2 separate regions of the Homo sapiens genome follow, and region 2 is linked to region 1. Evidence: read pairs that join two places in POLR2A ChIA-PET (ENCODE). Cell type or tissue: PC-9. All regions are shown on one strand.

Region 1 (4,000 bases):
GACGAGATCGGGCACGTTCAGGGTGGTATGGCCGTAGACCCTTTATCAAGTACTAGTGAGGGTAAAAGCCTGAGTGGAAGCTGGGCCCAAGTCTTGGAAGAGCAGGCCCCCACTGTGGCCCTCACGCTAACCCTACAGGCCGATGTCAGGGCTGAGTTACCTGTGTGGGCGGGCTGTTGTACTTCCTGTCCTGAGGACTCCACATCCTGTGCAAAGAGTCCAAGGAGTTCTCAGACAGTTGCTGGGATTTTCGTCCTGCTCTTCGGCTCTTTAAGTCCACATCCTCATATGGATTCTCCTTGGGCAGATCTCCTGCAGAGGAGGAAGAGTTAGAGAAGGGGGAGAAGGGAAGAAGGAAACACACGAACTCACACACACACAAATAAACAAGCAGAATTCCTGTGAACCAAAGAGAATGGCTTCTGCCTGGCCCCTCAGCTCATGAGTCATGCAGCTGCCCGTCTGCAGTGGGGAGGCTACAAACAGATCCTGGCTCCAAGTCCAGAAGCAGACCCACCCCCCCACCCCCCCCAACCCCCCACCCCCAGCCCAGCTCAGCCTGGCCTCTGCTTTATAAATTCAGGGATTGCACAAGACTGGCTCAGCCACCCCTGCCTGTGCCCAGCCAGAGGACAAAGCCAGCAACAAGAGTCTTTCCTTGGCTCCCTTCCCTCTGCTGCAAACACCCCAGAGATAACACAGTTCAAGGTAGGAAGGGTTTTCAGGTCACATGGCTGTCCCTTCACCCAACTCTCAGGGGATCTCCCTGGGGACCTACTTTGGAGGGTGGGCATGGAGGAACTCACAGAACCGTAGGGAGCAGGGCTTCGCCAGGCCCCCTTCTCACCTACGATGCCGTTCAACAAGTCTTTTAGGGCAGGGTTTTGTGTTGTTCACTGAGGCAACCTCGGAACGGAACAGTGATTAGCAAGGAGGAAGTGTTCAGTAATGATCTGTTCGATGACTCTCCTACTGTAGTGTCTATTCCCTCTACCGCTGATCTCAGCAAAAAGAGAACCATCAACACTCCCCTTTTGGAACAAACTCTCCTGCTGTGACACAGGGGAGGTGTGAAAGGCTTGGAAGGAGTCTGGGCCAAAGGGTGGGGGTGAGGGGAGTTCTTGCTTCTCAGGACTAGTTCTAAAATCTCTGGCAGCGGGCATTGTATTGGCATTACCAGAAAATCTCAGAAAAGTCCAAAACAGAATCCCTGCCCTTGAAGATGTTGAGTGGCACTCCTTTCCACAAGCTGTATCTCCTGCCCCCACCCCTCCAACACACACATTTTCTAAAATAGAGTAACACCATGGGCCGGGTCAGTCCTAGCTCAATCCTGGTGGCAGAATCCGTGGGGTGAACAGGTCCCTGGGGAACTCAGAACACAGCCCTCTCTGCACCCCTTTCCCTATTTTCCTGCTGCAGAGCAGGACTCACTCCAGCACCTCTGCTCAGCAGCAGGATTGAGCCTGGGTGCCACTGAGTCCCACACTTGTTCTACAGATGTCTGAATGTGCCTTACGCCCCAGAGGAACTCAGACCCCACTCCTCAGGAAGCAGGCAGAAGAAGGAGCTGGAGGACGAGGAACAAAGGCTGCTGAGAGTGAAGCTTTCCTAGAGAGGACACGGGAGAAGAGCCAATCCCTATATGCTTGCAGATTCCTCCATTTCCAAAGTGGAGCTCCCTCCACATTGTGGCATCTACTTATGCAGAACCACAACGAATTTAGGAAATGCTCTAACAGAGTTAGGGTGTGGGTGTGAAGGAGGGATTTCAGTGACAGCTAAATAGACTGCAGTGGGAGCAATATAAATCTCTGTAAACTTATGAGTCAAAGATGGGTCACTGGGATTTGGGACTGGATTAAGTGATTCCCAACTCCAAGCAGAGTCCCCAGCAATGGAACAGACCTTTTCCTGTAACACAGTCATGCTATTAAAATGACTTGTCTCCATTCCAGAGCCCTGACTAAGCGGAGCTGGCCCAGCAGCCCTGTCGCAAGAAGCCAAATAGCAAACCCGGCACCCCCTGCATGTTTTCTCCAGCCTACCCCACTGTGGGGCACTTAGGGAGGTGTTGGGGATGGATTCTCTACTTCTTGATCCTTCCCCAACATATGCCCTGCAGGAGTGAGGAGGTGGGGGAACTAAGAAGGGAGAATGCCAGGACACAGTCTTCTGATCCCCTAAAACAGGACCAGAGCATCACTGTCCACATCACGGCAGGGAGAACATTTATGCCAAGCTCAACAAATCGAAACTGCCTTGGACTGCATGATCAGCCAGGGCCTTTATTGTCATCCCCAACCTATAGGAAGCCTTGTCCCAATCCCAGGGGTTTCTCCAAGCCACTGACATTTGGGGTTGAATAATTCTTGTTGTGGTAGACTGTCCTGTCCATTTTTAGGATGTTTAGTGGCAACCTTGGCTTCTATCCACCAGGAGACATTAGCATCTCCTTAGCTATAACAGCCAAAAATGTCTCCAGACACTGCCAGATGCTCTCTGGGACGGACAGAGGGAAGGAGGGAGAGAGAGGGAGGGAGGCAGGAATGGAGGGAGGGAAGAGTGAAGTTGTCCCCCAACTGAGAACCACTGCTTTAGATAGAGCTTTCTAAACTTCCAATGGCTTCTGAGTGTGACATGAGTCCCAAGACTAGCCCTCTTTTTTTTCCATCCTTCCCTCCTTCACCTCACTCCCTCCTTCCTTCCTTCTTTTCCCTACAGTAAGAGCTTTGAATATTGATACAAAATCCAAAGCTCCAAGAAAAAGACATAGGATACTGAGGCCCAGGGAAGTAATAGATGTACAAGCCTGGTGCACATCACTGACAACCCAGGGGAAAACAGCCAGCAACATCAGGTTCTCAAGATAGGTCCTGTCTCTGGAAACTCAATTTCAGGAAGGCCTGCTCCTCCCCAGCCCCTTGTGCCAGCCTCTCTTCTCCAGCAATGTTTAACATCCTGTCTAATGTAACAAAGCCACTAATCAGTTCTCCAGCAAATAGACGGCTGGCTGCAGCCCACACGCTGCCTCCCCAGCCTCAGCTTGGTCCCTTCACTGCCCTAACTCATCTCTCAGCTTCCTGGACCATTCCTGACTGCCCCGGAGGAGCTGTCTCAAATAGATTCTCCCAGTCATCTCTCCAGGTGGACAGGGGACCAGGGGATGGAGATGTACAGAGACAAGTGGACCCTGAGTCCTGGACCACTAAACTGAACCAGCTGAGAGCAAATAAGTATCAAAGGAATGGCTCAGAGTTGGAGGAGACGGTAGGCTGGGAAATGGTGTGCAGAACATCCTAGGGAGGACAGAGCTAAAGGAGCTAAGGCTGAATGGGAGATTCAGCAGGGGCATGAATGGGAGACAGGGAGCCTGGCAGACTGCAAATTTCTACCTGCATTCCTGCCCACACAGCTTTCTTGGGACAGTCCACATGACCCTTGGAGAGGGACGAAGAGGTGGACCCTCTTCCCTGAAGGCCTGGCCCTCAGCAAGCCCAGCTGGAGAAGCCAGAGGTCTCAACCTTTCCCAGCTTGGATGATGAAATAAGGGACAAAAGGCATCACCGAGAATTTCTGCTTTGCACTCTTCTAAAAGGGGATTATCAGAGCCCAAAGGTGTCACACAAATCCTCTTAAAGGAAGAATCCAGCCCCTCTGGGCCCTGCTCCCACTCCTCCCCACAACCTCCCACTCCTCCCTACAACCTCCCACTCCTCTCCACAACCTTTCACTCCTCCCCATAACTCCTTTGGTCTTAACCACACATACAGCACTCCCCCAGCCCCAACCTAACTGGAAAAACCAGTTAGGAAAGGGGTGTGTGTATACGCACAGGCACTGAGAATTTCTCCAAACACAGTCCTAAGCTTCCTGGACCACACCCATTACTAGGGTCCTGGGTCTGCAGCTTCCCTCCCCAACAACCTCCGTCCGGTTCCAACCAGCTGTTTCTCCTGGTTCTCAGCCTTTTTCCCTCTCTCACACAGGACAGAAAGGG
Region 2 (4,000 bases), 850 kb after region 1:
TATGTTTGCTTTAGGTTAATTTTCTCGTTTGTTTGTTTTTAATTGAATCATTATACAGTTCTCCATTATATGTTTTTGTTTGTTTTTTGAGACACAGTCTTGCTCTGTCACCCAAGCTGGAGTGCAGTGGTAAAATCTCAGCTCATTGCAACCTCCGCCTCCAGGGTTCAGGTGATTCTCTCACCTCAGCCCCCCAAGTAGCTGGGATTACAGGCATGCACCACCACACCTGGCTAATTTTTGTATTTTTAGTACGGTCTGGGTTTCACCGTGTTGATCAGGCTGGTCTAGAACTCCTGACCTAAAGTGATCCACCTGCCTTGGCCTCCCAAAGTGCTGGGATTACAGGTGTGAGCCACTGTACCTGGCCCTTTTCTCCATTATCTTATAGACATCTTTTCATTTTGTACATATAGTTCCAGCTCATTATTTTGCAAGCTATAGTTTTTTAGCATTTAACGGAAATTTGGGTGGTTTCCAATATGGAGTATAATAAACAATGCCAATATTTGGTTTTGTAAACTTTCCCCCAGATCTCTCTGTGGCTGATTTTCTCACTCCATTCAGGTTCCTGCTCAAATGCCACTTCCTCAGAAAAGCATTCCTTGATTTCACTATTTTAAACTAGCACTTTCCTCCAACCCTCTACCACTTCTTCATCCCTTACTTTACTTTCTGATATCAATCTTTGTAATTTTTCCTCTTGATTTTAGAGTTTAAAATACATTTGGATTTTATGATGAAACAAAAAAATAAGGTACAAGTCTGACTCCCCCTGGATCCCATTGTCCACATTCACACCATCAAGTTGTGTGCCGGCATACCTGGAAGGATGACTCTAGACATCACACTGCTCAACTAGCCTGGCCTCCCAGCTGGGTCCAGTGTGACCCTGCCTTCATCAAATCTCCCTGTTTCACCCTTCACCTTATGCCCTTCTTACTGGGGTAGGAAGAACCAGGCTTTAAGTCAGCAGCAATAAAGTCTCAGAAGGCTGGGCATGGTGGCTTACACCTGTAATCCCCACATTTTGAGAGGCTGAGGTGGGAGGATCCCTTGGAGTTTGAGACTGGTCTGGGCAACATAGTGAGGCCACGTCTCTACAAAAAAAAATTGTTTTTAAATTAGCCAGGTATGGTGGCATGTGCCTGTAGTCCCAGCTACTCAGGAGGCTGAGGTGGGAAGATTGCTTGGTCCCAGGAGGTTGAGGCTGCAGTGAGCCATGATTGTGCCACTGCACTCCAGCCTGGGTGATGAAGACCCTGTCTCAAAAAAATAATACTAAAATAAAAAATATTGATAGGTCATTGGATGGGTAAATGTAAAATTTTTTTTAAATTTTAAAATTAAAAATAAAGTTTCAGAAATATAGTCTCAGTAATACTAGTTCTATGATTGTATGATGAAGGCATTTTTTAACCTGTGTTTCATTTTCATCTGTGAAATGTGAATAAAAATAACTCTCTTACAGAGTTCCCGTAAAGATTAAATAAGTATGTAAAGCATCTGGGTCAGTGCCTATCATATAGTTGGCACCAAAATATTCTCCCCTCTCCCAGCTCCTGCAAAGGCACCCCAGCTCTTTGCAGCACTTAGGGCCTTTCTCATATTCTGACCTGTATTAAGCAAATGTGCAGCTGGTAGGATAAGATGCTTGAACGTAGTAGACACTCAATAGAGGACTGCCAAGCAGAGTTGATTTCTGTAGTTAGAAACTAGTTCATCCTTACCAGTAATTTTTTTTTTCTTGTATACACTCCCAATCGGCTTATCGGCTTATCATGTCACACACAACTGGTTACTCTCTACCCAACTAGATACTGGATGAGGTCATCTCTCAATCCTGTCTGAGCTGAACAAGGCCTTTTATGGAACTTTAAAGTTGACTCACCACTGAGTCATCAAAACACAGCAATACCTAAACACGCTCCTGTTGCTAACAAAAGACCAGCATGGGATGTCTGTCTTACCTCCTTTCCCTCCCCTAATGAGACACGGCCCCTTGACTCACTGGAGAAGAGTCATCACGTCTTTTGTGCTGCAGTAATCTGAACGAAGCCAGTTTAAATAATCACAATGTGGCCAGCAAACAACTGGCAGTCCCTGTGGTCATTCAGGTCATTTCCTGTGTATGTCACTAACCCAAAAGGAGAGGCAATTAATCAATCACCTGAATATTTAATAAGTGCCTGCATTCTGTTGGGCACTCACAGTTCCCTCTGTTTATGACATTTCTGTGAAGTGAACTTTTCAGTTATTGAAACTCATTAAAAATATAGAGAACAGTGTTGCGGGAAGTCAGGGACCCCAAACGGAGGGACCACATTAGAACAGCAACCTTTGTGCCTCTGTAAAGGAAATAAAAAAAGGAATATTGGAGAAAATGGGACTATTCAGTTCCATTCCAATAGAAAAGAATTATAAAATAGCAAATAGGAAGGGGTTATTTGCTAATGTTTTGGCTAAATGCTTCAGAGAGCTATAATTTTAAAATATCTTGGTTGAGAACTACTCTCTTATCTAGGAATGAAATGGTCAGTGGTATTTTCTCTTGGGAAAAGTCTTGCGTTAGTACCACTGCCTGACCTATTGCAGTGGACTATGAAGTGTTTCAAGATTAGGGGGCCTGTGTAAGGCTGAGAACTGCTGAGATAACTAGGAGTAGGCCTAAGGGCTCCTTTCATAAATAAGGCTGGTTACAGCTGTTTCATACATGAACAGATACAACCTTTAAGTACCCTAGCATGGTCTTTCCTAGCTGGAGACCCCAAGGAAAACCTGAATGAAAATCTTAGATCTTCAGACATTTTATATAGAATCCATACAATTGATATACCCATATCCAAAGGATATAATGATCTACCCTTGATCTATCTTAAATAAATATCAGAACGATGCATGGAAATTGCATGTTAGTAGTCCTTAAAGATTAATTTGGCACGACAAGAAATGTTTATTTTATTAAAATAAATACAAGCTCTTAACTGGTTGTTTTTCCTGGGTTATGCTTCTCAAGTTCTTATTACATAGATACTGTGTTCTGATTTGATCTTCCTAGCTGGTTGTGCATAAACTTGAGCCCATCCATATTAAGTAAATTAATTTTGGGGACATCAGGAGTCACATATTGCAATTACTGACTATAAAGCCATTAACAACTATGAATTTTTCTCAAACAACATTGCTATAATTGAAAGCATACTTATAACTTTTTTTTTTTTCCCCAGACAGGGTGTTGCTCTGTTGCCTAGGCTGGAATGCAGTGATGTGCTCACGGCTCACTGCAGCCTCTACCTCCCAGGCCCAAGCAATCCTCCCACCTCAGCCTCCAGAGCAGCTGGGACCACAGGCGCACCATGCCCGGCTAATTTTTTAAATTTTTTGTAGAGAGGGAGTCTCCCTATGTTGCCCAGGCTGGTCTCAAACTCCTGCGCCCAAGGAATCCTCCTACCTCGGCCTCCCAAAGTGCTGAGATTACAGGCATGAGCCACCATGCCAAGCCAGAAAGCACACTTATATTTATTGAACACTATTCACAAGAGATAATGCTAGTCTCACATTTAATAAACTGAACAATTGGCCAGGCGCGGAGGCTCACGCCTGTAATCCCAGCACTTTGGGAGGCCGAGGCGGGCGGATCACGAGGTCAGGAGATTGAGACCATCCTGGCTAACACGGTGAAACCCTGTCTCTACTAAAAATACAAAAAATTAGCCAGGGATGGTGGCGGGCCCCTGTAGTCCCAGCTACTCGGGAGGCTGAGGCAGGAGAATGGCGTGAACCTGGGAGGCGGAGCTTGCAGTGAGCTGAGCTCGTGCCACTGCACTCCAGCCTGGGCGACAGAGCGAGACTCCGTCTCAAAACAAAAACAAAAACAAAAACACTGAACAATTAGAGAAGAATTGAGTTTGACGGTACTGTACTCTCAGGGTATGCTGATGAACATGCGGTGAAATGGTCAAATAATCACATCCATCAGAGGTTATTAAGGCACGTGATG

The links. ChIA-PET counts read pairs that join two places held together with the same protein. Peaks named below come from ENCODE experiments on the same cell type or tissue, not always from the same donor. Only the 100,000 strongest peaks of a DNase experiment are listed, where the experiment ranks them.
Region 2: POLR2A ChIA-PET joins it to region 1 with 5 read pairs; 1 of 35 experiments calls an interaction of 5 or more read pairs at or near these places.

What each region holds. Positions count from the first base shown.
Region 1 is chr11:8,717,581-8,721,580 of GRCh38, forward strand. DENND2B (DENN domain containing 2B) reads right to left here. Exons shown (of 20, transcript NM_213618.2): 5 at 161-312. It overlaps LOC107984308 (a long non-coding RNA gene), which reads left to right and starts at 604. Exons shown (of 2, transcript XR_001748118.2): 1 at 604-708; 2 at 1,501-1,952. In PC-9, no CTCF peak of the experiment used is centred here; DNase peaks (open chromatin) are centred at 461, 1,931, 3,491, 3,801 and 1 weaker place; H3K4me3 peaks cover 3,247 bases; H3K27ac peaks cover 4,000 bases.
Region 2 is chr11:9,564,271-9,568,270 of GRCh38, forward strand. No RefSeq gene overlaps it. Among named protein-coding and RNA genes, the nearest start is that of WEE1, 7.4 kb to the right of the region's middle. RefSeq lists an enhancer at 1,733-1,842. In PC-9, no CTCF peak of the experiment used is centred here; a DNase peak (open chromatin) is centred at 1,871; H3K4me3 peaks cover 447 bases; H3K27ac peaks cover 3,885 bases.